Linked DNA regions of Mus musculus: all the other regions are linked to region 1. A link is a loop called in an ENCODE intact Hi-C map of the cell type or tissue named here. Cell type or tissue: left cerebral cortex. All regions are shown on one strand. Each heading gives the region's core, and the rest is flanking DNA. Links, peaks and the distances in the headings are about the cores only.

Region 1 (10,204 bases), core at 1,493-9,492:
TGCCTATGCCTCCTGAGTTCTAGGAATGAGCCATATTCTCTTAGATTTGATGTGTGAGGCTAATCTACATTCTTAACCATTGATTCTTTAATTATGTTGTGCTAACCCAAGGAAGCTTTTTTTGGGGGGGGGGTTGTTTTAAGTTTCTGAAAAAAAGAATGAGCATTTGACTTGTGCTCATTTGAGACTTTAGTCTGACCATGGAGTGTTAATGGATCTGTTTCAGTTCCTACCCCGGGGAAGAGGCTTCCTCAGACACATGTCCCATGTGACACTTCTGTCCTGTCATTCTGTGCTGGCGCTTTACTGCCTTTCAACACGGAGACACATGGCTCTGAAACTTGCCCAGCATGGCTGCTTTTCTTGCAGAGTGAACTCTGCTCTTCTTGTAATGAGAAGTACTCGCCCCCTCCCCACCTCCATCTAGAGAGAGTGCTGCACAGTGTCAGGATTGAAAATGAAACCTTTGTTAGAGCCCACGGGGAAAAATGGATCCAATCCAGCCACAAACATCACTCCCTGCCATTCCTAGTCTATCAAGAGTTTTAGCAGCTCTGAAGATTTTTAGAGGGAAACAATTTTTGCTTTGTTTTGTTTTGCTTTGTTTTGATTTGGGGCAGGCACTTAAAATGGCATAGGGGTCTCGGAAAGTAAACGCATGGCATGTTTTGGGCCAGTAAAAATGAGGACACTTAAGCAGAGGCAGACTAGAGTAAACTGTGATTGGCTTGTAGCTGAGCCATGACTTCTGGGCACCAGAGGGTCAGCAGTACAAGTTACCATCCAAAGGAAAGGTATAAAGATTGCCAAGGTTTGATAAAGCTCTGAGGTTTTCTTATCAGGGAAGGATGCTATTTAACGATAAAGATTAAGGTTGGAGCAAAACTCACACCACCTTTTCCCAGGATTTGAGAAGGATTGTCTGCCTTGACTTTCCAGAAGCTATTTATTAATCCAGCCTAGAGCTGTTCCCCACTGCACCCCTCAGAGTACCACAAGCAATTTGATGGGGTAGGGTGGGGGGTGGTAAAAGATATTTTGCTGACCACGAATTGTTCAGCATAGCCCTAAGGCCTGTGTGCCTGGTTTCTCTCTGTAGCACCAAGTTTGAGTTTGCTTTTTATTTCAGAGGATTTCAGCTGTGGTTTACTCCTTGTTGCCAAAGGAGCTCCAGGCATGCACCACTGTTTAGGATCCAGTGGCCACATTTGGCAAGCACTGGTTTGAATGACCTCTCCTTAGAAGCCCTAGGTCACTGGCTGGATTTCTGCCTCCCTACATTACAGGCTCTTCCTGTATTGGGAGTGGCAGTTGGCCAGGGCATTGTATTTCCACTGGTCTGAAAACATACAGACCCGATGAGCAGAGGCTTGTGAAAGGGAGGAGAGCAGCCCAGGAAAGGCTAGAAACAGACCATTGGGAACCCTAGGTTAGGCGTCCTTCAAGGGAGAGTTTGGGACCCATGGGTAGGCAGTGAGTGTGATAGTGCCTAAGAAGGCAGAGCATTGCTCTTTCCTTTTCGTTCTTTTTGTTTTTAAATTTTAGACAAGCTATTGCTGTGTATCTTTGGCTAATTGAACTTGAGATCCTCCTGCCTCAGCCATTCAAGTGCTGGGTTTACAGGCATGATCTACCATGTCTTGTTTCTGAAGTAATTCTTTAAGTAAAGAAAGTTTTTTTGTGATTAGATTCCTTTTACGGAGCACAGTTTTCATAAAGGAGACTTAGGGATGGTGTAGGTACTAAAATTTAAAGGAAATATTCTCACTGTCTAGAAAATCTGTTTCAAACAGAAACTCTTATCAGTTTGAATCCATTTAATATGGGGGGTGGGCTGTGCTAAGAAATAGCCTGCTAAATAAAGTATAATAACTTACAACAGCTATTTATCCAGTAATTGAGTTGTTTTTATCTCTAAGCTTTGAATATTTTTCTTTTTTCTTCTATATGTGCAAAACTGTGGAATAAGTAGGAAAGAAACTTCCTAGGTATTAGTTGTGTGCTTGGGAGAGGGGAATTGTTCTTCTGAGTGCCTTTAAGAATGTGCCTCAATAATGGAATCCCCATATTTGTAGGATGGAGACATTCCCTGCAGTGGCTGAGAAGGTCCTTAAGGAGTTCCAAGTATTGCTGCAGCATAGCCCATCTCCTATTGGAAGTACCCGTATGCTGCAGCTTATGACCATCAACATGTTTGCCGTGCATAACTCCCAGTTGAAAGGTAAGGGAAATCTAATTTCTCCATCTAGACAGAGTTGAATTTAGTATCTTTGCTACCTTATCACTAACCCCATCTCCACACACACAGACACACAACACACAACACACAACACACACACACACACACACACCTCTCCCTTCTATTGCTTCTTAGATCTTTATTTTAGTCTCTAAATTCTGTAAGACTCTATAGTGCTTGGTTGGGATATTAAGGAGAGATTTGTAAATATAAAGTTTAATTTAAAAATCCAGAGATGCTTTTGCACATCTGGCTATGCTAATGGCAGCAGCAAGGCCTCTTAGAGGCTGCATACCCAGGACTTCTCCCAAGAGAGAGGCATTGCTGAAATGTTTCATTCCAGAGACCGTATGCTTGGCAGGGATTAGGCATTGCTGTTTCTGGACTCGTGTACCCTGTTTGTTCAATATGGAAAAGTCTAGTTCCCTATGGGATATCCCTTATGGGACCCTGCCAGAGAGTAAGAACAGAGAATTGATGAGCTTTGGTGACTCAAATCTGGAAGCACAAAACCCACCAGGCCCAGAATCTGGCCAGTGTACTGGTATGCGTTCTGAAGTGTTTTTCTGAACACTTCTCCCCACACCCCCGTATGAGGCGGGAGGCCAGGAGGGAAGGGCAGATTGGCAGAATTTTAAAATGTTCTGATGACCATGCTGCATTTGAAGGATGTTTCTAGGATCCCTTCCCCTCCCTCTTCCTCACTTAGGTAAGGCTGATGTGGTTTGACTTGGTAGAAATATGTAGTCTGAGTGACATTATTTTGTGTTTCTTTACACCATGTTGCCAAGGAGTCATTCCAGAGCATCAACAGGGAATGTTTGCTCAGATTCTTATCTGCAGTGCCAGGAAGTAGGAATTGCCCCATGGAGACTGTGTCACAAAGCAGATGTAATGTCTCTGGACAGTGCCACTGGCTCTTCAGTTCACCTTTTCTCAGAAATTTCTCCTCTCACCTGCACTTGATCTGCTTCCCTTCCTGTCCATATTAGGATCTATGTTCAACTTGCTGCTGCTAGGGAACTTCCGTAATGAGTGAGCCTGCCGAACTTTCCCTATGGACAGGGCTTCTCTTGGGATTTGAGGAGCTTCTTAGCTGGTCTGCCTGGGTTTTCAATCATATCAGTCCTGGAAGACATTTCCTCATCAGGTTGACTTATACAGCATCCAAAATGTTCAGCAATGGGCAAGATACAGAGGCTTAGGAGCCTTCACAACTTAGCCAATTTTTTGCTGAGGTGGCTGTTTGCTGAGGTGGGGTTGCCAGAGGCCTGGAGCCTTAAGGGACAGCACTGATTTCTAAGGAGAAGGAAATAAATAAGTTTGTAAAATGCTGCCCTAGTGAGGCTGTGCAGTCCTAAAGGGAGGGAAATTTTGCTACCAAGAATGAAGCTCTCAGGGTGTGGTGGCACATGCCTTTAATTTTGGTCTACTTATCGAGTTCCTGACTAGCCAGAACTACATAGTAACACTGTCTGCTCAATGGGCTCTGTAAGTAGGGCCTCCAGTTGCCCCTGTATTCATTTTCTGCTTTCCTACCCAAGCCACCACTGCCGTGTGAGCTGGAGAGCTGGGACACACAGTTCAGCAACAACTGACATATGGTCTCTATAGATGTGAATATAAAGAACCTGGTTTCAACACTTTTGGTGGAAAGGAGTACCCTAGACTTTCATAGACCACCAGTGAGTCTTTTTCTTGTAGCTGTTAAGTAAAGGTTAAGAAAATAAGGGTGTTTGATATCAGTGGGAGGAACAGCCCTTGGGCCTGAGGGGGTTCGATATCCCAGTGTAGGGGAATGCCAGGGCGGAAAGGTGGGAGTTGGTGGGTGGGTAGGGGAGCACCCTTATAGAGGCAGGGGGGAGAGAGAATGGGATAGGAGATTTCTAGGGGGCAGGGGGAGACCTAGGAAGGGGGTAAAATTTGAAATATAAATAAAGAAAATATCCAATAAAAGAAAAAAAGAAAGAAAATATGGGTGAAAGGAAGATAAAGGATAGAGGACTCTTGCGTATTTGAGGCCAAGATACTTTTGTAGCACTTTTCTGTAGTTGGTCATGAGGTGGATCCTCTAGTCAGGAATGACAAGTAAAGGCCTATAGCCCCACTCCCTGTACTGCCCTTGCCCTGGCTCTCACCTCCATGAGGCAAGAGGAGCCTGAGCTGAGGTGGTCACAGGCTCCAAGGGTGGTTCAGGGAAAAACAACCCAGGCCACAGGATATAACACTCAACTGGGACACAGAGCTCTGCGGACGTGCTGCCAAGTACCCGGTGTGCAGCTGAGGCGGCCATCCAGACCCCACTGTGTGGGCTGCCATTGGGATAGGGGTGAACAGAGCACTCAGCAGGGCTGGTTGGTGGGAAGATGCACTTTTCCATTTCCCAGCACATGAGTCATCTTCTCTGGGCCCCTGTGCTGTGCTTGCACGGACAGTGGCAAGAAGGGGGTGTTGTGGCTGAGTAGCAGCATCTGTGCCGGGGGTGGAGAGAGAAGAGGGCTGGGGAGAGGGTAACGATTTAAGTCCTTCACTAATCAGCAGCACTTTGAATCACATTTTTATGAGTAAGGAAGTGATAAATCAAGCTCTGTGTGTTCAGCCCCCAAGTTCTGTCAGCTGGTGCCCTTCTAACGGGTTCTCTCCCATCTAGTCTGCAGGCTGTCACAGTCACCACCTAGCCACAGGACCCTGGCTGTCTGAAACCAGGAAGTAAGGCCTGACACAGCCTGGCCTCCCAGGTGCTTTGGGTCCACGGTGATTTGGCAGTCATTGCAAGTTACAGAACATCTGGACCATCATTTTTCTTTCCATTCCCTCTTGGATATGTCCTTCTGGGTGGGTGTTTACATATGTCAGTTCCTGGATTCTCTGGAGAAGAGCATTCCAGCCTGAAGCAGAGGTGATCTTGTAGCCCAGAAAGATGTTAGATCCTTTGTCCTTGTCAGAGCCATTTCCATAGATGTGGGGTCAGAATTATGATTTGGAGAGCAACAGAGCTTCCTTAAAAAGTGTGTTCTTTGCTGATGGCCCCCAGTCCTGCAGTACTATCATAGGTCATTCTTGTGTTTTGTGTTCCCTTTTCAAGAACTACCTTCTACTACAGTAGGCCAGGGTATACATAATGTGCTTGCTAACATTTTATGGTATTTACTTTTTAAATAAGCTTTTATTGTAGACTTGAAATATTTACAAGCTTTGGATATGGTAGGAGACAAAGTAGGGGGGCAAAACTGTGGTAGAGAGAATGGTGTCCTCCCCTGCATTAGGTTTTGGAGATACTAACTTCCTTGATCATGAGCCCTATGCAAGATCCTACCCCTGTGGTATTAGAGTCAGCTTGGAATCCTAGCACTCTCTACGAGATGATTGGAGACAGCTACATTTGAGGTCAGGATGGGATATTTGGGGGTCCTTAGGCTGGTATTCATTAGACACAGGTATTTATTGAATGCATGTATGTTGAATGCAAGAAGTTGAAGGCCATGGCTCTAGGAAAGCTGTGTGCCTTGCTTGGCTAATCTTCAAAGTTGGTAGCTAAATGGCTGGTTCCTCGAGTGATGTCACAATGTCTGTAGCATTCAGAGCCTAAAAGGAGAAAAGGCCTTCTTCCTGTATCTCAGTATTTAATACTTCAGTAGCCATTTGGGTAGCTGGTAAGAAGCTAAAAGGTAAATTGTTGAATTTAACCACAAGTACTTCAAGAACTTTAATTTAAAAAAAAAATGTAACTTAAGGAAATAAAACTAGTTTCTCGAGGACAAGTAACTGAAGCAACATTTGTGGTAGGGCATCATGGAAACCTCTTTGCATCCCCCATCTGTGCCCAATTTATTCCAATCTGGACTTCCACTCGGTGCCCCCACTCTTTTTAAAAATATGATTTATAATTTTTGAAATCAAAACCATCTCAGGCACACTGTTTTATTTTACTATATTATTGGATTATATTTCCTATAAATCACTGGATATTACTCATTGGCCACCATTGGAATAACTTCCCTTTTCTGTGCCCTGGCCTTTTCTTTTCCCTTCTCTATTTGTTCATAGAGTATGACTCCATTTCAGTCCTGCGGAAGAGCCCTAGTAGCAGCAAGAGGGCACCCAAGAGACACTTTGTGAGTGTGTGTGTGTTCATGTTGCTTGCTCTAAGGGAACATCTAGGAGTTAGAATTGGGCAGAGTCAGACTGGCTTTCATTTCATGATCCTTCATGTTTGCTTTTGGTTTGGTTTGGTTTCTGTTTTTTGAGACTGCATCTCATTCTGTAGCCCAGGCTTGTTTCAAGAAATACTCCTACACCACCTCCTGAGTACTAGGATGACAGGTATGGACCACTATACCTAGCATATACATACTTTATGTTATTAATATTCCCGAATTGCAGGAAATAGAGGAAGTGACACCTAGGTGTCTTGGGGGAATTGAGAACTACAGCTGTCTACCTGGCACTAACAGTTTAACCTATAGGCATGAGCTTCTTCATGCCATTAATAATATATGGGAGGTGACTATGGTTGAGAAGTTCTAAGACTTTTGGGAAGAACAATTTGTTCTCTCGTCCAAGTTACTTTTAAGTCTTTTACTCAAGCAGAATGTATGACGTGGCAGACCCTCTGCTTGACAGAACAGTTGTACAAAGGAAATCCACCTTTCATAAGGGCTAGACTTGGGGAGGCAGGCTGTTTAGCCAGACTCCTTTCCCTTGGCAACCTGAATATGGCTGTTGCTGAAGTTTCTGGAAAAGAAGAGTGACAGAAGTAGAGGGGTCAGGGACTCACCTTTTTTTCCAGTTCTGAGTTCCAGTGTCTCTCTTGTTTTCAGAATGAATCTACTGCTTTAGGCTGAGGAAAGAGAAACTGTAGTGAAAAGTTAAATGAGGAAGTTCAGTCATGCCAATAAAATTAAGCTTACTCTTAGCATCTCTATTAAGGAGATGCTCTTTGTTTACCTGAAGATAACAGTGTGTCTTAGTGCCCATAGCTGGTTGGTATCATGAAGAGTGCAATATCCCATTGGCAGACAAGATTATGCTAAGTCTGCATTTAGTTTAAGTTGCCATTTAATTCTCAATTTGGCATCTTTTTCTCTGCCAAAGACTTACACTAAAGGAGAAATACTGTTTAGGGAAATTTTGGAAGCAAGGTTTGCAGCCACCTTTTCCATTGTTTTTCCTCAATTTATTTACTTAACTTGTTCTTCAGTGTTGGCACTCAATTCAGGTCCTAGCACATCTAGGTAAACTCTTTATCATTGAGCCAAATTCCTAGCCCCAAATATATATTTAAAGCTTGGTTTGTTAGACTTTTTAATGGGGCTTTTTTGTTTGTTAAAAGTATATGGGGCTGGAGAAATGGCTCAGAGATTAAGAGCACTGGGTGCTCTTCTAGAGGACTTAGGTTCAATTCCTAGCACCACATGGCAGCTCACAATTATATATAACTCGAATTCCAGGGGACCCATGGCACCAGGGATATATATGGTGCACATATGTATGCATGAAGGCAAAATACCTATACATATAAAATAAAAATAATTACATCTTTTAAAAAAGAAATAAAGGCCTATTTCAAGAGGAAAAAATTATTTACAAAGTTTAAATTTATATAAGAACTATATATCAAATACTATATTTTGTATATTTCATATACTATATTTTGATCATATTTACCCCCACTCTTCCTGTTTCTATTCTCTACCTTCGTATTCCCCCAACTTTGTATCTTTTGTTGTTGTTTGCAATTTGAGACAGTGTTTCTTTGTGTATCCTTTGCTGTCCTGGAACTAGCTCTTGCTAGCTTTGAATTTACAGAAATCAGACTCCTAAATCCTAGGAGTGCTGTACCATTGAGTCTGGTTCACCTACCAAACACCACACCTTTAAAGAAAATTGAGTCTTTATCCCACAGAAGCTGTCAGTAGTCCATGGCTCCTTGATAATTAGGGGTTGGTTTGTAAACCCCTTTTCTCTTTATGTTAGACTGTCGACTGCCTTGATTGTTTATAAATCTTGTGCAGTTACACACAGCTGTTGTGAGTTCATGAGTGCAGTAGTTCTGTAATGTCCAGAAGATGCTGTTTTGCTGTTGTCCTCTCTGACAGCTTATTTAAATCTTGCCCCTTGTATCTTGACAGAGGGTGTAATATAGATGTCTTATTTGTGACGGAACACTCCACTCACATATATTCTCTCCACTTTGACCCCATGTAAGTTTCTTTGTAACCCTCCAGTGCACAAAGAAACTTCTCTAATGAGGTATGAGATGTACACTAATCTATGTCTGTGGGTATAGACATAAGAATTTAGAGAGCAGTTTAATACTATGTCCATTTAGTTGAGAAACAGTAGTAGGTTTACCCTTGGGGCCTGTGATTTCCCCAGCTATGAGTTGTTGACCAGTTTTACCGTATCATGCATGTGTTTCCTCCTGTGGACTTACTAAGTGCAATCAGGAAGTGATTGGTAACCTTAGAGTATTCTTGTCACTGTCACACCAGTGGCACATCTTGCCATGCCTCTTTAATTGTAGGCCAATAGGCTTGTGACTAGTTAAAGCTGTTGATCACTTCCCCCACCCCCACCCCCACCCCCACAGCAGAATATATAATACCTTCTAGTACCAAAGCTAGCCAGCAGGAAGGGAGTTTTCTAGTCAATACCAATTTTATTTCTCTATGTTCTGTGACCAATGTGTGTAGTGTCTTTACCAGTAGGGCCTCATATTCAGCTATGGTGACCAAACAAGAGCAATGGCAATAACTTGAATTATTCTGGGGGCCTCCAGGACACCTCTGATCAACCCAAGAGGAGGTATCCCATCCCTGACAGCCTCTGGCTTCTGTGATGAGCATAATCTGCTCTGTAGGGTCACTCCAGGGACTTTATGTGAAAGAGAGAGAGGGAGGAGAGAGAGAGGGGAGAGAGAGAGAACACAGAAGAGAATGAATATGAATGTGCTTCCATATCTCTTTTTCAAAGATCCTTAGTGTTAGTTATTCCTCCCCAGCCTTATTCTTTGTCATACTCTCCAGTCCTCCTCTCACCTTACCGCCCCCACCCCCCGTGATTCCCCCCCTTCTCCTTCATCTGGCCTGTGTTCTGCTATTCCCCCCTCTTTTAAGATTTTTTTTCTCCCTCTCCACTAATAATTTCTTTCTAGCTTCCTGGATTCTACAGGTATTCCAAAGTTAAACAAACAAATCTAATATTCAAAGCTAAGACCCATATGTGAGTAAGAACATGAACATTTGTCTTTTTGGGTTGGGTTTCCTCAGAGTATAATGTTTCTAAGCTCCATTAATTTACATGGAAGTTTTGTGATTTCTTTTTTCTTTTAAAGATTTTACACACACACACACACACACACACACACACACACACACTGTAGCTGTCTTCAGACACACCAGAATAGGGCATCAGATCCCATTACAGATGGTTGTGAGCCACCATGTGGTTGCTGTGAACTGAACTCAGGACCTCTGGAAGAGCAGTCAGTGCTCTTAACCGCTGAGCCATCTCTCTAGCCCAATTTCATTTTTCTTTACAGCTGAATAAAATTCCACTGTATGTAGGTACCACATTTTCATTATCAGTTCATCAGCTAATGAGCATTTAAGCCTGTCCTAACTATTATGAATAAAAGAGTGATAAATATGGATGAAAATGTGTCTCTGTAGTAGGAAAAAAAAGAGTCCTTTGGTTATGTGCCCAGGAGTGGTATGCCTGTATATGGTAGGTCTATATCTAGTTTTTTGAGGAACGTCCATACTGATTTCCACAAAGGCTGTACCAGTTTCCACTTCTAGTAATAGTGCATTCATTAGGCTCTCCATCCCTCATATCCCTGCCAACATTTATTGTCTTTATTTTGATCTTTGAGACAGGATCTCACTGTGTTATCCTGGCTGACCTGGAACTCATTATGTAGACTAAGCTGGCCTCGAACCAAGCGTTTTGTTCTGCCTTTGC
Region 2 (10,204 bases), core at 954-8,953, 87 kb after region 1:
TTTAAGACCAGCCTTAATTTTGTGAAACTTTGGTGAACAAAACAAAAAACAAAAACAACCTGTCATTGCAGATACTTTGTTTCACTTCCTAAAAAACATGGTATTTCTTCAAGTATACATTTAATTATTACTTAACAGGTGTTTGTTTATTAAATATGTGTGAGATTTGTTTTTATTAGGTTCTGTACACATTAGACCATTCAAGGCTAGGCCTCTGACTTCCCTGGTGATTTCTGCTTACACATAACTGTTGTTTGCAGAAGCAGAGACTGCTGCCCAAAAGAAACAGGAAATGAAGGAGGACGATCAGACTGGGACTTAGTATCTTTTTATCTCCATAGTGGAGGTTGTTTTCTCTCTGTAACAATGAAAATTAAGGAGCATAACATTCCTTTTATTTTAATAGAAAGCTGATTCTGGTTTACTACTCCCTTTACTCTCAGGGTGTAGCAGTTACACTAGCTCTGTAAGCTGCTGGTGCATATCCTCAGAATGTACACCCTCAGAATGGAGTCACCTCCTTAGTTTATCCCTTTCCCCCAGGGACCAAATTGTTAGTCACAGTTGTAGGGTTTTTGTTTTGTTCCCTCTTCTTCCAATTCAGTTTTTTTTTTTTTTTTTTTTTTTTGGTTTTTCGAGACAGGGTTTCTCTGTATAGTTCTGGCTATCCTGGAACTCACTTTGTAGACCAGGCTGGCCTTGAACTCAGAAATTCGCCTGCCTCTGCCTCCCAAGTGCTGGGATTAAAGGCGTGCGCCACCACGACCGGCTCAATTTTAATTTTGCATTTTAATTCATGCATTCTTGCATACATATGTGTGTGCTTACGTGTTTGTGTCAAAAGACAACTTCAGGAGTCAGTCAGTTCGCTCCTTTCGCCATGGGTTCTGGGATGGAACTCTGAGGTCCTGAGGCTTGCACATCAAGTACTTTGACCTGCTGAACTGTCTTGCTAGCCCTGATTTATAGTTTGACAAACACCCATGGTTGTGTAACTATCACAACATAAATATAAAGTGTTTTATATCACCCCAAAAAATTCCCTCATGCATGCAACCCTGGTCCTTGCATCCTGCCCCCAGGCAATTTTTCTGCTTTTTTTCCTTATTACTCTGCCTTTTCTAGACTGTCGTTAAGCAAGATCATAACAATATATGGCTTTGAGTCTGGCTTCTTACATATGATATATAATGCATTTGAGATTCATCCAGGTCGCTACCTTTGTCTGTAACTCTTTCTGTTATTGCCAAGCATTGTATAGATATACCACAGTTTGTTTATCCATTCACCAATTAGTGAATATTTGGGCTGTATGTAGTTTTCAGTAATCATGGATAGAACAACTGTAAGTATTTATGAGTAAGTTTTAAGTTTTCATTTCTCTTAAATGAATACCTAGCAATGGAACCGGTGGTTAATGTAACTGTTCAACTCTTTTCCAAAGTGGCTATACTATTCTATAACCAGATAGATAGATAGATAGATAGATAGATAGATCCATATATATGCAGTGTGGTTCTGTGTCATCATCAGGACTTGGCACCATCAGGTTATTTGAAGGGTTTTGTTGTTTTGTTGTTGTTTCGTTTTTCTTCAAATCATTGTGATAGGTATCTCATACATGGTTTTAATTTGCACTTTTCTCATGGCTAAGGATATTGAGCATTGTTTCATGTGTTTATTTGCTGCTTGTATGTCTTCTTTGCTGAATTGTCTGATTACATCTTTTGCCTATTCTTTAAATAGATTGTTGGTGGTTGGTCTTAGTGGCACACAACTATAACATCAGTACTTGGGAGACAGAGGCAGGAAGATGAGGAGTTAAAGGTGGTTGATTTGTTTACGAAGTCTGTTTTGAGGAATGATCTAATGTAGCTAAGACTGTCCTGGAACTTACAATGTAGCCAAGGTTGACCATGAATTTCTGATCCTTTTGCTTCTACTTCCCAAGTGCTAGAACTAAAGTCATGTGCTACAGTGTCTGGTGTATGCAGTACTGGGGATCAAATCCAGAGTTCCCTGTATGCTAAGCAAGTGTTACAAACCCAGCCCTCTTACTAAGATGTAAAGATTCTTCATATGTTTTAGATAAAGGTCTTTTGTCACATAAATATGTATTGTAAATATTATCTCATGCTCTGGTATGTCCTTTACTTCAGAGATTGTTTAGACTGACTCAATCTTGAGACATGGAGGTAGAGGAAAGTAAGGAGATTGAGACCTTAGTCAGCAGATGTGTGCAAGGAGCACCCCTTTGGAAAGAGTTTACAACTTTTAGAGTTACAATTTTAGGGGAGAAGGGAGGTTGAGATTGAGTTGTACAGACCAGACCCCTGAAGCTTTCAACCACTCCCTAGTTCCTGCCCCTACTTCTGATGTTGATTCTGGACTCTTAACTGAGTTCAGCCTGGCTCTGTTGCCATCAACTCCAGACCCACTGAGGCCTTGGCAGTTTTAGAAAACAGAACGGACGGGCAGTCTTCTTGTTTGAGTATGTCCCAGAATGAAGTTGTTTGTGGTAGTCATCACTCCTAAGCCCTAAAGTGACACTTTCAGGGAGCCACCTGCTTTGTGGAGGGGAAACAAGCATCAGCTGAGCTTAGTCCGGACACTGCCACATGGGCTTTGTAAGAGAACAAATGGCAGTACTAGAAAGCCCCTGAGGCAGCTGAGTTCAGTTCTCAGAATGTACATTAAATGTGGATGCAATATTTACCAGAGATTCTTTCATGTTCCTTGAAAGTCTTTCCACAGAGCAACCCATTTAGGTTTGGCATAGAAAAACGTATTCTGCCCATAGAACAAAAGAGAAGGGAAGATGCTATGTGAAATTTTGTTGCTTTTTTGTTTGTCCAGGCTGGTTTCAACTTATGATCCTCTCACCTTATAGCTTCCTGAGGATTACAGGTGTGTGCTATAACTACAGGTGAATCCTGTCACTTTTTAATTGCTGGTCCCTGTTGACAAATTTTTCTAACACAGCACTTGCCTCTAGCAGAATTTCTTTTCCCTTTTTGTGTATGAAGTGGGTCACTGACACAGCCTGCCTAAGAACCCAGAGGACTGTTCCTTTCTCCAGGGTAATGTTGTTTGGTCAAGGCTCTCTGGCCTTTGACTTCAGTAGAAATGATGTACACAGAGAAGAATTTCTGACCCTTCACTAATCTGAGTTATTTAGAATGCCTTTTAGTAAACAAGGCATCTGCTTCTGGGCAGCTCTGAGCTTTCTTTTTCTTCTTTTGAAGGCACAATTTCCTCTTTTTACTAAGAACAAATAAATTCAATAGAAGAAAACTGCAACATGGAGTAATCACCTTGTTTTAAAAAACATAGGGAGGGTTAAAAACAAATTGTGCAGTAAATCTGCAAGTGTGAAATCTGAGGGAAACGATCCCATCTGGAACACCCTACCAGGGGTACCCTGGCTGGGTTGTGGAACAGTGCAGATTGAGGAGGGAAGAAACAAAACCTGTAGTCTTGAAAGATGACAGGCTCATTAATTGATGTCCATTTCAGCTGGTGCTGTGCCAGCTTATGTTGGCTCCACTCCAGCGTTCCTGTAATTTGGGAGCCAGGTGTGAAGCATTTTTGTTCCATCTTGTTCCCCAGCATCTACAGAAGCCTTACACATCTCACTTGAGGGAGAAGCCCTCTGGAGGAAACAAATGTTCAGGTAAAGGTGGAAGGCAAGTATCATAGCTGCGTTATAGATATCTAAAAGAAAACAAAAACAAAAACTTCTACACTCGAGTGAGATCTGGGCTTGAGAATTGAGGGAACAGATATTAAGTGGCTTCAAAATAATTATTCTAATCAGACCAGTCATTTTGAATCTTTTTAAAGGTAGGTATTCATTTGTGTGTACACATGCTTGCATGCACATGCGTGTGTGTGTGTGTGTGTGTGTGCTCTGATTCTGTGCCACAAGTGTGAGGTACCCATAGACACCAGCAGAGGGCGGGCATCAAGACCCCTTGGAGTTAGAGTTGGATGCAGTTGTGAGCCTCCTGGCATGAAGCTGGAAATTGAACTCGGGTCCTCTGAAAGAGCTGTACATATTCTTAACCACTCAGCCGTCTCTCCAGCTCCCTCTACCCCTTTTCTTTATTTTTTTAAAACATGTCTTACTAGACATACAGGGAAACATCTTTCATATTCGCCTTTGTGTGATTCAGAGAGCAGCAATATAAGGAATGACGGAAGATAGCCATCAGAGTTGTAGGTGATCACTTCCACCTGTGTTTCAAAGACCACAGTAATAGAAGCAGCTGAGAGATTAATTACGAGCCCCTGACTGCAGTGTTTCTTTATTGGGGGGACGGGGCTTTTTTCTTTTCCTTTTTTTCTTTTCCCTTTCCTTCCTTTCTTCCTTCCCTCCCTCCCTTTCTCCCCCTCACCCCCCCACACTTCTCTTATTTTCTCTCTTCCCTGTGTATATGCATGTGTGCATGCCCGAACTCATGCATGCATGCAAAGGCCAGAAGTCAACTAGTGTGGTGTTCACCTTATTTTTTGAGACAAGAGCTCTCACCTGGGACCTGGGGCTGGCTGGCCCACAAGCTTGAGGGCCTCTCTCTGCCTCCCCAGTGCTGAGACTGAGAACACTTGCCACTGTACCAGGCTTTAGACGTGAGTGTTTGGGATTAAACGCTGGTCCCAATGATTGTGTGGCAGTCTCTTTACAAACTGATCCATCTCCCTGGGTTTTTTGTTTTTTGTTTTTTAGTTTTTGTTTTATTGATATCAATGAACACAGTAGAAATCATCAAGCAGTAGCCATCCAGCACTTTGATATTAGACCCTTAGTACAGTAGGCCAAAGAAGACATTCCTGTCACAATCCAATCTATATCCTTCCAAGTCTTCAAACTAAATTGAATATTAAAGAAAAGAGAGTTCGTGTTAGATGAGGTAACATATACCTTTAGTCCCAGCATTCAGGAGGCAGAAGCATGTGGATCTCTGTGAGTTCAAGGCAGTCTGGTCTATATGAATTCCACAGTGAGACCTTTTCTCAAAACAAAACAAAAAACAGGTAGTTCTGGGTATGCCTGGGTCATCTCTGAGAACATTAAAAGCCAGTTGATGTTTTACCATTGGCTTACATTTTTATATAAGGCCATTTCTAGTCTTCCAAAAGAGCTGTTTCCTACAGCATTCCTATAGACTGACAACTGAAAGAGCCCCTTATGGTTCCTCCCTTTAACTCTGGGTCTTATGCAAACAGAGCTGACCTTTGACATTGAGAATCAGACCACATTATCCAGGAGAACCCACAAGCCTGTTTCCAAGGCTTCAGATGTCCTAGACTCATAGGGAATCCCATGTTCATTGATGGCTTGCTTGCTTGGTTTGTTTGTTTGTTTGTTTTAAATCAATACTGGAAGCTGTGAAATGCCTGTACCAGACAGTTCAAGAGGCTAAGGAGCTAAAAGAAAGATTTCCTGTAATTATTCTAATTCTTTGTTTATTGCTTAGTTGGGTTTTTGTTTGTTTGTTTGTTTGGTCTCACTCTGTAGCCTTGGCTAGCCTGGAACTCTCTATGTAGACCAGGCCAGCCTTGAACTCATAGAGATCCTCTTACCTCTACACCCCGAGTGCTGGGATTAAGCATATATGTCACCACATCTGGTTAGTCTAGTTCTTCAAAGTATGTCCATCTTGTTTTATTTATTTGTGGTAAAACATATATAACATTAAATGTAGCATTTTAACCATTTTTAAAACCTGAGGTTCTGCAGCATTAAGTATGTTTTCATTGTTGGACATTATCGCCATCATCTCCAGGACCTTTTCATCTTTTCCATTGGCATCTCTGCACCCATTCCTCATCCCCTCAACTTCCTGCCCTTGGAAACTACCCTTCTACATTTTTCTCTCCTTAAATTTGACTATGCTATGAACTCTAGATTTCTCTTTTTGTGACTGGCTTATTTCACTTAGTATGTTTTCAGGATTAATCCTCATTGTGGAATATGTAAGAATTTCCTAATTTTTTTTTTTTATTTTTTCAAGACAGGGTTTCTCTGTGTAGCCCTGGCTGTCCTGGAACTCACTCTGTAGACCAGGATGGCCTCGAACTCAGAAATCTGCCTGCCTCTGCCTCCCAAGTGCTGGGATTAAAGGCGTGCGCCACCACGCCCGGCCATTCTTAACTTTTTTAAAGACCAAATTACTTCATTATAGGTATGTACCACACTTTGTTTAGCTGTTCACCTGTTGGTCAACACAGGGTAGATAGATTTATTTGTTTGTATGTTTGTTTGTTTGTTTTATGTGTTCTACCTGTGTATATGTATGTGCACCACATATGTACCTGGTGCCTATGGAGGTCAAAAGAGCGCATTGGATACCCTGGAACTGGAGTTAAGGATGGTTGTGAGCCATTATGTAGGTTCATGTATTTTTGTGTGCTTCCTATAAATCAAGCAGGGCCTAGCATATGTTAAATTAATGCTTTCCTACCAAGCTATACCTCTAGCCCTTGTTTAATATATCTGAAGCCAGAAAGATGGCTAAATAGTTAGGAGCAATTACTTCTCTTGCACAGAACCATTTGTTCCCAGCACCCATATATAGGGCAGCTTACAACCACCTGTAAATCCAGCTCTAGAGAACATGACGCCCTCTTCTGGCCTCTTTTGGGCACCAGCACACTCATGCATATAAACATGCACATGGGTATGTAATTTAAAATAAAATAAATCTTTCTCATTTGATTGGCCTTGGATTATCTGAACATTTCCCCCCTCTGAAGTAAAGTGCAAGTATGACTTTCAATCAACTCCTACTATAGGCAACTTGTGTGGCTTCAGGCAATTCATATAGCCTCTTTGGACTCCTTTATCTTTTTCAGTGAAACAAGAAAAGTTATAGTGGTCCTACCCAACTCAAATAGCTCTCTGTATGGATAAAAGAAGATCAGATTTGTGAAAATACCTTGTAAACATTGATGAAAATGCTATAGATAATAGATAATATCATTCTGGCCCTTTAAGTCCACTGTTAATAGAACACCTTATCGGAGCTGAAGCAAGGTCTCTTCAGTAGGTGAGGAAAGCAGAGCACAGCTGATGTACATCTTCCTATCTCTTCATCACCCAGTGTAGAGTTGTCTCCCCTGAGCTCAGTCAAGGGTCACATCCTTGATAGAGTTTTCCCCTGCAGTATAACCACAGAGTCAGAGCAGCTTTGGTTAGAGGTGTAGATAGCATGGACTTGGACATGAAGTGAATATTTTATACCGTTTTCATGCTTTTCACACACTTCACCGGGTTTCAGTGACATGTAACTTTGTTGGTTTGGAACTGTGTGCTTCCACACACATTGTTTTTCTTAGTTATATATTCTGTACTCATTTAGTTATATATTCTGCACTCATTTATACTACTGTTTCTTTGCATCAAATATATATGTAGGGAGGGAGAGAGGATATAAGTAACTAAAAGACATGAAACACAGTAAAGATTTGGATGAGCATCATTCACCTCAGGAACAGATGCAGAAAGTTAGAATCTGTACTGGTTCAAATTCAAGGTGAGTCTCCACTCCATAACTCACAGTGTCCATACGGACGCCTAGTTGAGCTGAGAATGGATAGCGAGGAATGACACTTCTTTATATGGCTGCTGGTCCAAAGTCTATCTATATTTTTCTTTGGAAAATTTTGGAGGAAAATGGGGGCTTCATTAAGACTTTATCATAGAGATTTCCTTTCTTTCTTATATCAAACAATGGGTTAATGGGTTTGGGTTTCGTTTTGCTTGAGTTTTTTTATGGGGGAAGGGGAGTATTTTGTTGTTGTTTTGCTTTTGTCACTTTGAGGCAGTCTCATACAGCCCCTACTGGCCTTTTATAGACTGATGATTACCTTGGACTGTTAATCCTCCTGCATCTACTTAACAAGGACTTGGATTGCCAGCATGTACCACCATGCCTGGCTAAGCAATGTTCTCAATGCAGAGAACAAATTATCTGTGTGTGCATGGCCTATTTTTGGAACTACATGAGTACTCTTAGGTAAATTCAAGTGCTGCCACCAAAAGGGAAAACAGGTATCTCCTTTGCATTTGATTTATTAAACATAAATTTAAATTTTTTTATGCATTATTTGTGTGAGAGTGAGAGTGAGGTACACATTGGCTGTCAGAGACTGGCCTTCAGGGGTCAGTTCCGAGGCAGAGAACTTTTGCTTCTGTGGCTGAGCTGCATACTTCAGAAGATGTGACCTGTGACCTTGCACAGTTCTCCTGTCTCTGCCTCCCAACCCACAGCACAGCTGGGGCATAGCACCAGAGCTCAGTTGGCTTCTATACCCCCTGAGCCATCTCCCAGTCCATCCCACCCCCCACATCATAGTTCCTTGCCTCTTCTGGGTTACTTTCAAGTGGGATACTGATTTTTGAAAAACTGCAAAGGTCTTTGTACTTTTTTTATTTTTTTGACTTTCTGAATTTTCCTAAAAGCTTATTTAAGGAAACACATAATGCAAACCCTCTAGTTTTCTTGGCTCATGAGCATTTTCAGTGATGGTGATGATAGTAGTGCTAGTAATAATAATAGCCACGGTGAGATTATATCTTCACTATGTTCTACCTTCCTTCTTAAACACCTTGATGATTTTTTTTTTTTTTTTTTTTTTTTTGGTTTTTCGAGACAGGGTTTCTCTTTATAGCCCTGGCTGTCCTGGAACTCACTTTGTAGACCAGGCTGGCCTCGAACTCAGAAATCCGCCTGCCTCTGCCTCCCGAGTGCTGGGATTAAAGGCGTGCGCCACCACGCCCGGCCGATGATTTTTTTTCTCTGCTTTTCTGGTTTGTTTTGAGACAAGAGCTTACCATGTAACCTAAACTGGTAGTAAACTCACGAACCTCTTTCCTGCCTTAGCCTCCTGTGTTCTAGGATTGCAAGCTTGTGCCACAGAGACTCAGCTTCCTTTTTACTTCCCATCAGTGATGGTGGGATCTAGAACCCCAAGTACACAAGTGGGTTCTGCTACTGAGCTGTATGTACCCTTAGCCCCAAATTGTTTCCTTTTGCCTGGGAAGAGGTGACATCATTATCTCCATTTATGGAGTGAGGAAACTAAAGCTTATAAAGTGACCTGTGCAAGCTACACATCTACTGAGGAACAGTATTGGAATTTCAATACAGGTCTATATGATCTACAACTATAATCTAATCCTACCAGGTTTGTTTATTATTATTATTATTATTATTACTGTTTGGTTAGGTTTGGGTTGGGGGAAGTTGTTTTGTTAATTTTGAGACAGAATCTCACTTGTAACCCTGCTTGTTAGAAATCACTACATAGACCAGGCTGGCCTTGAACTCACAGAGAAATACATCTGCCTCTGAGTGCTAAGATTATGTGTGTGCTACCACACTCTTTTCTAATTCCTCCACATTTTTTTGTTTGTTTGTTTTTGTTTTTCGAGACAGGGTTTCTCTGTGTAGCCCTGGCTGTCCTGGCACTCACTTTGTAGACCAGGCTGGCCTCGAACTCAGAAATCAGCCTGCCTCTGCCTCCCAAGTGCTGTGATTAAAGGCATGCGTCACCACCGCCTGGCAATTCCTCCACTTTTATGTGAGGAGTTTAAGATACAAAATGCTTAATGATGTCTTTTGCCTTTGTACTATGGTAGGATACTTTGGTTGGTTGGTTGGTTGGTTGGTTGGTTGGTTGGTTGGTTTGATGTGTTTTTAAATATTTTTATTATTAATAAAAGTGTATGTGTATATGTGCATGTATCCAAAGTTAGGAGCATCCTTTGGATGCTCGAGTTACAAGCAGTTGTAAGCTGCCTGATGTGGGTGCTGGGAGTTGAACTCTGGTCCTCTGTAAGGACAGTACATGTTCTTACCCACTGAGCCATCTCTCTAGCCCCGTAGGATACTTTGAAGGATTGTCTTTATTGACACAGCCAAAGTACTGACTATAACGTCATGCTTCCTGAGCTGGCATGATAACAAGAGTCTACAGATCCTGTTTTGTTTTCTTAAGACCAAAGTGGGCTTGTAATTTACTGTTTATCCAAAGCTGGGTTTGAACTGGTGCTGATCCCACAGACTAAATGAAAAGAGGTTCTTAGGTGTTTCTGAGTGCCCAAGCAAGCTGGTACTGGCCCTGGTAATTTCTATCAATTGCTAAAAATCTGGCTCTTTCACTTTAAAAGCTTTATAGGGGTAAGAAGAGCAGGTGGCAA
Region 3 (10,204 bases), core at 1,476-9,475, 120 kb after region 1:
TCCTATCACCTTCTTGATTCCCATTGCTCTTGCCATCTTTCTCTCCTCCAAATATCATCTTCCCTTTGTAATCCTGACACACCTCATTTGTACAGTCACATAGAAGAAATGTCTGTTCCCCTTTTTAAAAATTTGCTTCATTATGTTCATCTCTATTTTTTTCCTTCTGTAGGAAAAGCTCCAAAAAAATCATTTATTTGACTAATTCAGTTTTCCTGTTCTAGTTAACTGCTATTTGCTGCATTTCCTGAGGTTGTTTTTTTTAATTGTTTTTCTCTGTATAACTGCCTACTACGGATTGAAATGCAATCAGTTTGATTTTTAACCTTTTTTTATTGAAGCCATAACTGTCATAGAGTAATATAGTAAATTTAAGGTCAGTTAATTGATTGCCTGATTGGTTGATTGACTCATAGTATGTGCTACCCAGGATATCTTCAAACTCCTGCAGTTCTGCCCTGGGTTCCCAAGTTCTTGGGGTTACATGTAAACATCACCACCTGGTATCCTCAGCTTTTATATCATTCTCTTCATGCTAACTGCTACCATGATCAAGATCAGAATGTGTCTCACATCCGGGGGGTTCCCTTATGCCACTTCTCATTGGTTCTCTTAACATTATTCTACCTCATTCACTGCCTCTTAGTTGTATCTGGTTTTGGGCTGCATATTAGTTGAATCATAATGTACATGTACTTTATAGTTGTTCTTTCATCCAACAGTCTATGAGAGTTTCATTCATTTTTATTGCATGTAATGTTAATATTCATTGTTCATTGGTGTATAATATTTTAATAGTATCCTATTATTATGTTGAACATTTGTTTGTATTAACGTTTAGGGCCTATTATGAATAACGCTACCATGAACGCTTTTCTGTTTGTATCTTTGTTAACTATATGCTCTTTTCTTTGAAAAAGGTCATAAAGTATACATAGGCTAGGCTAAGGACTGTAGCTTAGGAGTGTGACGTTGCTGCTTGAGAGGCCAAAGCAGAAGGATGAGAAGGCCAAGGCCAGCTTGGATCCTGTCTTAAAACTCAAATCATAAAAATGTAAAAGGAAGGGCATTTTTAAAAAAAAAGAAAGAAAAAGTCAGGCTATGGTAGTGTGTGCCTTTAATCCCAGCACGCAGGAGACAGAGGCAGGTGGATCTCTGTGAGTTCAAGGCCAGCTTGGTCTACAAAGTGAGTTCCAGGACAGCCAGGGCTATATGTACAGAGACCCTGTCTTGAAAAACCAAGGAGGGGGGGGTGTGGAAGGGAAGATACTGGGGTCTGGAGAGATGACTCAGTAATTAAGAGCACATGCTGCTCTTCGCTGAGGACCTGATTTCATTTTCAAGCACCCATGTCAAGTAGCTCACAGCCACATGTTATACTAGTACTTGGCTTCTGTGGGCTCCTGTGCTCACATATGCCTACACATAATTACAGACATACACAATATGATCATAAACATTGTATACATTTATCAAAATTTCAAAGAACTAATAAAAATTTTGCATCTTTTTTATCTTTTTTTTTTTTTTTTTTTTTTGGTTTTTCGAGACAGGGTTTCTCTGTGTAGCCCTGGCTGTCCTGGAACTCACTTTGTAGACCAGGCTGTCCTCGAACTCAGAAATCTGCCTCAGAAATCCACCTGCCTCTGCCTCCCAAGTGCTGGGATTAAAGGCGTGCGCCACCACGCCCGGCTCTAAAAATTTTGCATCTTAACATTAAAAAGAAGGCTGGATTATAACTCAGTAGTACATTTGAAAGAACCTATGCTTAGTTCCCAATACCACCCCAAAAACAAACAAACAAAGAAAAAATGAGGCCTAACTAAAGTAGGCTCTGCTACACAGATTGCAGAGTGGTTGCACAGTGTCTCAGACAGGCTCCAATGTTTGAGAGTTTTAACTATACATCTTTGCAATCTTTATTATTTGATTTGATTTGATTTTTTCTAGTGGGTTTATAGAAGAATCTCTTTGATGTTTTTAGTGTGTGTATTTGAGTGCTTTCTACATGTCTGGGTGATGTCTGAAGCCAGAAGAGGAAGTTAGATATCCCCAGGAGCTGGAGTTACAGGCATTTAAGCCAACTGATGTGGGTGCTAGGAATCAAACGACTCTCTGGAGGAGCAGCAGATGCCTTTAACCACTGAGCCATCTCCCCATCCCTGAATCTCATGATTTAAACTTGCATTTCCCTGATGAATGGTGATAATTGAGTTCTCTCATGGTGCTGCAAGCCAAATCACTAATTCTCTGTGGTAAACCTGTTTCTGATTCCATGTTTTAACTTGTTGTCTTTTTCTTATTGGTTTGTATATTTGCCTTTAAAATGATCTTTTTTGTGGTTATGTTTGCTTTTGGTTTTTGATACAGGGTCTCTGTGTATTCTTGACTATCCTGAACTCACACTGTAGACCACACTGGTATGGAACTCACAGAGATCCGTCTGCCTCTGCTTCCCAGGTGCTCGGATGACCCAGTTTAGTTTAGTGTTCTTAGTCTCTCATTTATTTGTTTGTTGCCTCATGGAAAGCCTCAGTTTTGTCTTCTGATAGCTAATACAAATCCAGCTAACTGTATCACATAACTGCATAACCTTGGCTCTTGGCCTACTTGTTCCAGATTAAGGGTCTTATTAGGAGGTTGCTGCTGCTAAGGCCTCATGAGCGTTCTTCTCAAGCCTTTGGTGGGCTGAACTTACTGGTCCTTTTCCTCATTCCGTCTCCTCTGCAGTTTCTCTTGTAGCATATTCCTGCCTGTGGTGTATACTTACCTTTTCATCAGACATTTCAGTAGAAAACAGGAAGGGAGATAAGGTGAAGAGGCATTGGACCATTCTAATTACAGCTCAGTGCTGGTTCCTATGGATGTAACTTAGTGTAGAGTCTTTGCCTAAAATGCTTAAATGTCCTGAGTTCCACCCCCAGGACAAGAGGGAGGTATTTCTTTATTTTTTGTTGTTAGTAAAATATTTCCCTGGGGGTTGGAGAGATGGCTCAGTGGTTAAGAGCACTGACTGCTCTTCCAAAGGTCCTGAGTTCAGTTCCCAGCAATCACATGGTGGCTCACCACCATCTGCAATGTGATCTGATACCCTCTTCTGGTGTCTGAAGACAACTACAGTGTACTCATATACATTAAAATAAATAAAATCGGGCTGGTGAGATGGCTCAGTGGGTAAGAGCACCCGACTGCTCTTCTGAAGGTCCAGAGTTCAAATCCCAGCAACCACATGGTGGCTCACAACCATCCGTAACGAAATCTGACTCCCTCTTCTGGAGTGTCTGAAGACAGCGACAGTGTGCTTACATATAATAAATAAATAAATAAAAAATAAATAAATAAATAAATAAATAAATAAATAAATAAATAAATAAAATCATCTTTAAAAAAAGAAAACAACAAGCTTATGGATATATAAAATATATAATATATCCATATATTATATATATATTATATAGAGATAAATATTATATATATAAAATTTGTTGACCACCACTCTCCTGATGTAAAAAATGGCATCAACAGTGTGCAGTGGAATGACCAGCTTGTTAAATACAGGGAATATATCATCAAAATTGCCACCCCTAGAATAGGCAGGCTCCATACTCTCTTCAATGATTCCAGAAAGTTCTCTGGATATGGATCGGTGTTGAATCTGTTCAGCAGTGTTGACAATCTGATCAGAAGTGATATCTCCTACAAGGCTTAAATCTCAGCACTCAGGAGGCTGAGGCAAGAGCACCATGAATTCAAAGCTGCATAGCTAGAGCCTTTCTCACAAAAACAGACAGACGACTCTGCTTTTTAGTATTTAACATTTTTCCTCTTGTTTTCCTCCTCTCCTAGTGGTACCTTGTGAGCCCCAGTAATCAGGAAAAAGGCAGAAGGTGCTACCTCAGTCTGAGCCTGTCTGTTCTGAATGGTTCCACAGTCTTCTGCAGACCTATCTTGTCTCTGGTTGTCTTGACGATCCATCTTGGGGCAGACCAGTAAGAGGTGTAGGACTGACTTACTATCTGCCACCTCACATTAAAAACTTGAAGTCAAGTTTGGTAAGCATGGCAAAAGTATCCGGTGACTCTGGGTGGCCAAAGGTTGTGCCTTAGCTTCTTCCAAGTCAGAAGCAGAAAAATTAATTCCTAGGTTTCCAGTTTAAATATCTTATGGTGGCTGCTCATTTTATTAAGATGGGTATTTCACTTAGAATGTATTTGTATGGCCTAAAAACACTTTGCCAACAAGCTCCAGCAACCCTCCTAACCCTCCCGTCCAGAGTCCTTGAATTACATGAATCTGTAGCATGTCCATGAGTGCTGGGAATTTGAACTCTGGCCCTCAGTCTTACATAGTAAGTGCTATTCCCTGAGCCATCCCCATAGTTGCCTAATATGGATTTATATGTATAGGCTTGTTACTTTATAACAAGTATATCTGCTATGCTCCCTTAAAACTCAGGAAAGGAAATGAGCCAGGCATAGTAGAGTACACCTTTAATCCCAGCACTCAGGAGGCAGAGGCAGGTGGATCTCTGAGTTTAAGCCCAGCCTGGTTTACAAAGTGAGTTCCAGGACAGCCAGGGCCACACAGAGAAACCCTGTCTCAAAAAACAAACAAACAAAAACTCAGGAGGGAAAAACCCAATGATTCATGAAGATGTCTCCCTTAAGTCTTTCTATGTTGGATATAAATGTTGTTACTTGGTATACACACACACACACACACACACACACACACACACACACAGAGGCACACAGGCTATGAGTGAGGACAAAAGCTCAAAGGCTCAGGAAGACAAAGGAAGAACTGGACAGAGACAGATGCCTAAAGTGAAGTAAGGGGCCATTGCTTTCCACTCCATTTAAGATGACCTACCTGCTGCCTTCATTTGATAAAAATGCCACATGCCCCTTTTGGCAGCTATATAACTGACCCTGGAATTAGGAATAATAACTCAAGGAACAATTTGAGAATTTTATGGTCTTATAGTGCCAAAGACAGCTTGTCAAAGGCTGAGCAGGAAAGCAGGGGCTGTTTCCTATGTTCTTTCAGTTTTCATGTGGGTCATAATTGTCAGGAACTAGTATGAGAATAAAGCGGAGTTTAGAAGTTTGAGGCTCATTATGCCTTATATTTCCTGCTTATTGTTTCCTGTTTGTTGCTTTTTGGTGTAAGTAAGGATTTGTTTACTTAACAAGGCATAATGCTCCTATTTGTAGTCCTAACACTCAGGAGACCAAAGCAGGAAGTGTCAACTTCAAGGCCAGCCTAGGTTACAAATTAAGATCCTGTCCTTTTTTTTTTTTTAATTAGAAAAGTTCTTTAAGTTTTATTCTCAACTCTAGTGGGAAAAAGTTTAAATAACTTTTATTCTTGCATTATAATACAAAACATAGACTTGGAATGGACTCTTTACTAACGTTTAAAAAGAAATGCAGTAATAAAAATTTAACTAAGAATGCCCTGAATGTTACTTGTAAAGACATCCTCTTCCCCCAAGGACCAACCTGATTGGGGCTCTCTAGACCGGTGCAGAGAGGTGAAGTCCAGCTAACGACATCGCCACTTGTGTAAGAGATTAAATAGAAGGCAGACATATAGAGATTTGTAAATATATACTTGGTGCCAGCAAAACCACAAAAGATGCTGTATTTGTGGTCTAGGGAAGTTTAAATAGTTGTGGTCAAACTTAAAATTCAACATAGACTTCTCCTCTGTGATGGAAGCCTTCCAGAAGCTGCGTGGTGGGTGTGTGAGCTGCATAGACTCTTCTTACGGAGCTGGGCTGGAAAAGACCGTTTCCTTCTTTCATGTATGCACCTACCAGTGTGACTTCCTGATACTCCAGTGACCTGCTTAGAGAGGACACTCAGAGGTCCTTTCTGCTCTGTGGCTCACTTGTGCAATTCTGATCAATAGCATCTCATCTCAGAACCTCTCCGTGCCCATCTTACATTGATGCTAGCACATTCTCACGGTGTTGTCTTTCTTATAGTAAGTCCCACCTCTCTCTACACTTGATTCTTAGTCTATGAAAGAAGAACATTGTTTTGTCCACTGGTGGGGTCCTGGTGCCTAAAATAGCAACTGTCATACCACACCAGGTGTGTAACACATATTCAATAAATGTACTCAGTGAAGTGCTTTAGAGTGTTTGGGGAGTGTAGTCTAAAGAGGGTCTCGTGTGGCAGACCCTAGGACTATGAAATCAGCCTGAAACACTTCAAATATCTTTATTTTTTCCTTTTTTGGGGGGTGGGGATGGGATGGGGTGTAGTTTTTTGACAGCTGGGCTGTCCTGGAACTCGGTAGACCCGCTGACCTCAAGCTCACAGAGATCTGCCTTCCTCTGACTCCTAAGTGCTGGGAATAAAGGCATGCACCACCACCACTGTACTTTCTATGCTGTGGAAACTGTGGAGTCCTTGAGACAGGCACTACAGCTTTCAGATGCACAGATACCTGACTTACACAAAGTTAAAGTTTCATTTTCACAGGAAAAAAAAATGCACTGTTTCTGGCTTTTGAAATGGTTGAAAATCCATTGGTATGGGATGTTTGTTGAATCGGTATGGGAGCTCTTTCTAGGCAGTATGCAGGCTGGAGCACATACACACTAGTTACATGCTTTTCTGATATGTAAATACAATCCTTTGTGCCCAGCCTTTGATCCTTCAACACCCTACCGGGCTGAGGAGTTTGTTGCAACTGACCACTCCTAGGCTTTGGATTTGAGCACATCTTTCTCCTATCTGCTTTCTTTGCTGCCTTTAGTAGGGTATCTTACCCGTCCTCCTCTGTTGCAATAAACATGTTAGGTTTTTCTGGGTGTGCTCCAGAGCCTCACTGCTGATGATCTGGAGCATTCAGTAGGACGTGTACTTCACAAATGATTTTGATAATCTCTGTGACTCTGTTAAGTATATGTATTATGTATGTATAAATATATGGCATTTATATAAGTATATTTATAAGGTTAAATAGAGAGCTCAAATGAGTCACATATGGCAATGGCTCTAAAGTAGACACCAGAAATTGGCCACAGGGCTAAGGAACAAAAGATCTAGAAACCTAAGGTAAGATATAATGTGCATTTTTATAATGTATAGTGTATTTTTCAGCTATACATTACTCAGCAGCTTGGGTTTGACCTGATTGGAACTGGAGTGCCACCAGATCGTGAGAAGGTCTCACATTGAATATCTAGACTGTGTTGTTAGAAGCAAGGGTGGCTTCAGCTTACACGACAGCTGTTAGTTCTGTCTTGTTGATTTTAAAAACTCAGACTGTGTAGGAGTTCCCTATACAGACTGATAGAGTTTTACTCTTTCTGTCCTATCAGTATGTAGCACCAAACCGACACTGAAAAATGTTTAGTTAGAGATGCGCATGTCCTTCTCATGTGCTTCTCAAACTGAACATGCACCACTCATTGTGGGTTGCTATAGCAAAGCCTGCTCTCACCCTGCCAACAGCACAGATTGAATAAAGAAACAGCAGTGGATCAAGGTTGAGCTCCATGGAAGCTGCTGAGTGTCCTCATTGGGCTCCACCAAATGAGCTTCCCAACATAGCTGAGCAGTGGCTTGCTACTTGTCTGTCCCTCTGCAGAGTTTCTCTGTGTAGAAAACATCAGAAGCTGGGGTCTGTAAAGTAAACCATCTCCAGACCCTTCACTGGTGCTTCCTTCAGAAAGACAAGACTGAGGGAGCCCAGAGGCTAGGGAGCTGGGGTCTTTGACATGGACAGAGTGAAATGCAAGATGATAGCACTGCAAGGCTGCTGAGAAAGCTGTGCACTTGAAAATTCTGCCCAAGGTCAAAGTGTTCCTCAACTCCTCACAAGTTTGGTGTTCTGAGTTTCTTGCCAAAAACCCAATTAAACAACTGATGTTTGTTTGTTTGTTTGTTTACTCAAGACCATCCTTGAGTAAGTTAAGTTCCAGGCCAGCCTGGCTACATAAGAAAACCCTACCCCAAAGTAAAGATGAAGGTGACAGTGGTTAATCTATAAAATTTCATTAAGGATTAAATGAGAAAATAGGTGGAGATGTTTAGGTTTAAAAATACAGGTCTTTCTCAATATGTGTTCTTATGTGAGAAAATATTTCATTTAGAATTATAACAGCTTTTGGGGGTTCCCTTAATAGCAGTCTTTCCTTAAAAAGCTGTTACAATCCTGCCATACAACAGGACCCATGTATCTTCCCAGATCATCATGAAATTCTAGTTCCTGTTTTCTGTAATTCTATCCTTTCCATGATACATTTCCACACTTTCCCCATTTGCTGTTGCCATTGCCTGTGTCTTTGCTGTCAAACCTGTTAAAGTCACTCTATAGTCTAACATTCAAGCCTAGCACAAAAGTGAGCTATGTGTAGGTGACTTTTCAGAAGGCACAGCAGGTATGCTCACAGGCACAACACCCCAGGATTTTCCTAGAAGCGGAAACCAAGCCAGGGTCTGCAGCCCTTGCAGCAACACAACCCCACTTTGGAAAAGAGACCATGATGTGGGCGTTCCTGCCTTTCTCTTGCTGGCCTCCTTTCCACACCATTCCTTCTGCAGTCCCACCCCACTCAGCCTTGGCACACAGTCCCATGAACATGCCACCTGCCTTCTCTCTCTGGCCCCATCCTTTGGCTGCCTGGTTTATTTTTTCCACATCCTCACCCTCTTCCAGCTCCAAGTTAAATAACCTTCACAGATGGCTTGTTCCATCAGAGCTGTTCAAGAACACAGCACAATAAAGTAGGGTCCAGAAGAAGCTGCCAGAGTCTGAGACTGCTCTTGCTGTGGTGGTTCAAGATGATTTTGTCATCTTCCCTAGAAGTCCACAGACTGGGAGCAGAGGGCTTGCAAGAGATGAAGAACAGAGAGAGGGATCCTCAGTACTGTAAGCCTATGGCAACGAGCAGCTACTTCTCAGTTAGATTAACAAGTCAGTCTGGACTGGCTATACCACATGCTCCATTTTCCACAGAAGACAATGAGAGCTCTTTGTAGTTGGCAATTCTCCCCTACTTTTTATGGCATAGAAACCCAACAGGAAATGGCAGTCCTGTTTGTTTGGGCTAGTGGTTTGAGTCTTGACTGAACATCTTCATGAACTCCTCTAAGAGGTCTAGATCCCTGACTTGTGTAACCTTGAAGGGCAGTATTCCCAACTGTCAGCACGCCCTAGGGGAGGGGTTGGGCGCTGGATGCCTATTGGAAATCCTGTGGAGAGACAAGACCCAGAATCTCACTCTTCCCTTGACATGACCATGGAGGCTTTCTGTCTGCCCTGTCATCATCTTCTTATTGCTGTCTCTGACACTCAGCCTCTGTCGTGCCTGCAGTGGTCTGCAGAAGTTTACCTTTCCCATTTCTCCACTCTCCTTCCTTCTGTTATAATCACACGTCCATTTAATTTTGTCCTCACACTGAGTTAGTTTTTCCTGTGGGACTTGAGACCTCCAGAGGCTCTCTGTTTCTTTTCCTTTCCACTCTTTTGAGCTACAGCCTTTGTAAGTAGATTCCTCTGAAGTCTCCAGAGAAAGGGTAGTGTGAGCTGTTGATGGTTAAGGTCTCTCTTACTTAGTTAACAGAGTGCTCCTGAAGGACCTCCCTCCCTCCCTCCCTCTGTCCTCCAGTAAAGAGCATGCTGGCAGCTGATCTTTTTGAAAGCTAGCATGACAGGGCAGAGACCAGAATATGTGCCATGATCAGATGTGTTATGCAAAGACCTTCAAGAAGAAACCTGTGTTAGGACTTAGCTTAGCATAAAGCTAAGCTATTTCTTAGATCCATGCAACTCACTGTCTGGTGAACTAAGTCTTACCATATTTTGTCTAGGAAATAAAAAGAATCTGAATGACAAAACCAGACCAGGTACCCTGAGAAGTTTTTGATCTTTGTTTACTTTGTGTTCTTACCTGCATAGTGGTAGTACTGTAAGACAACTCAGTGAGTCCAAATCCAGCTGAGTACATGTTCATTTCCTCCGCCATTCCGCTTCCTTTTCTGACCTCCCGGGATTGCTGTGATGATCAAAGAAAAGTACTTACAGTGCTTAGCTGCTGCACTCACTACTTTACCTACATCGCAGCATTTCCAGTAAATTGGGATATTGCAACCACCAAGAAAGTATGACCAGTGAAAAGTGCAGGTAGGTGAGGTAAAATGCTGGCTGGCTGCACTTAACCCCTCCCCTCAACCTCCACTGT

Evidence for each region. Peaks named below come from ENCODE experiments on the same cell type or tissue, not always from the same donor. Only the 100,000 strongest peaks of a DNase experiment are listed, where the experiment ranks them.
Region 2: it touches region 1 in a loop (2.6-fold over the local background); 5 of 42 quality-filtered maps call a loop at or near these places.
Region 3: it touches region 1 in a loop (2.1-fold over the local background); 2 of 42 quality-filtered maps call a loop at or near these places.

What each region holds. Positions count from the first base shown.
Region 1 is chr11:74,987,995-74,998,198 of GRCm38, forward strand. It overlaps Smg6 (Smg-6 homolog, nonsense mediated mRNA decay factor (C. elegans)), which reads left to right. Exons shown (of 19, transcript NM_001002764.2): 10 at 2,076-2,221. Among named protein-coding and RNA genes, the nearest start is that of Srr, 67 kb to the left of the region's middle. In left cerebral cortex, for the core only: a CTCF peak has its summit at 6,331; a DNase peak (open chromatin) is centred at 4,710; H3K27ac peaks cover 1,944 bases.
Region 2 is chr11:75,075,316-75,085,519 of GRCm38, forward strand. The region is part of intron 13 of Smg6 (Smg-6 homolog, nonsense mediated mRNA decay factor (C. elegans)); the gene reads left to right. Among named protein-coding and RNA genes, the nearest start is that of Gm51907, 51 kb to the right of the region's middle. In left cerebral cortex, for the core only: a CTCF peak has its summit at 3,960 (motif pointing right); no DNase peak of the experiment used is centred there.
Region 3 is chr11:75,110,882-75,121,085 of GRCm38, forward strand. All of the region lies in intron 13 of Smg6 (Smg-6 homolog, nonsense mediated mRNA decay factor (C. elegans)), which reads left to right. It overlaps Gm51907 (a long non-coding RNA gene), which reads right to left. Exons shown (of 3, transcript XR_003949714.1): 2 at 9,914-10,018; 3 at 5,475-8,851. Among named protein-coding and RNA genes, the nearest start is that of Gm51907, 16 kb to the right of the region's middle. In left cerebral cortex, for the core only: no CTCF peak of the experiment used is centred there; DNase peaks (open chromatin) are centred at 5,751, 7,427 and 8,603; H3K27ac peaks cover 2,789 bases.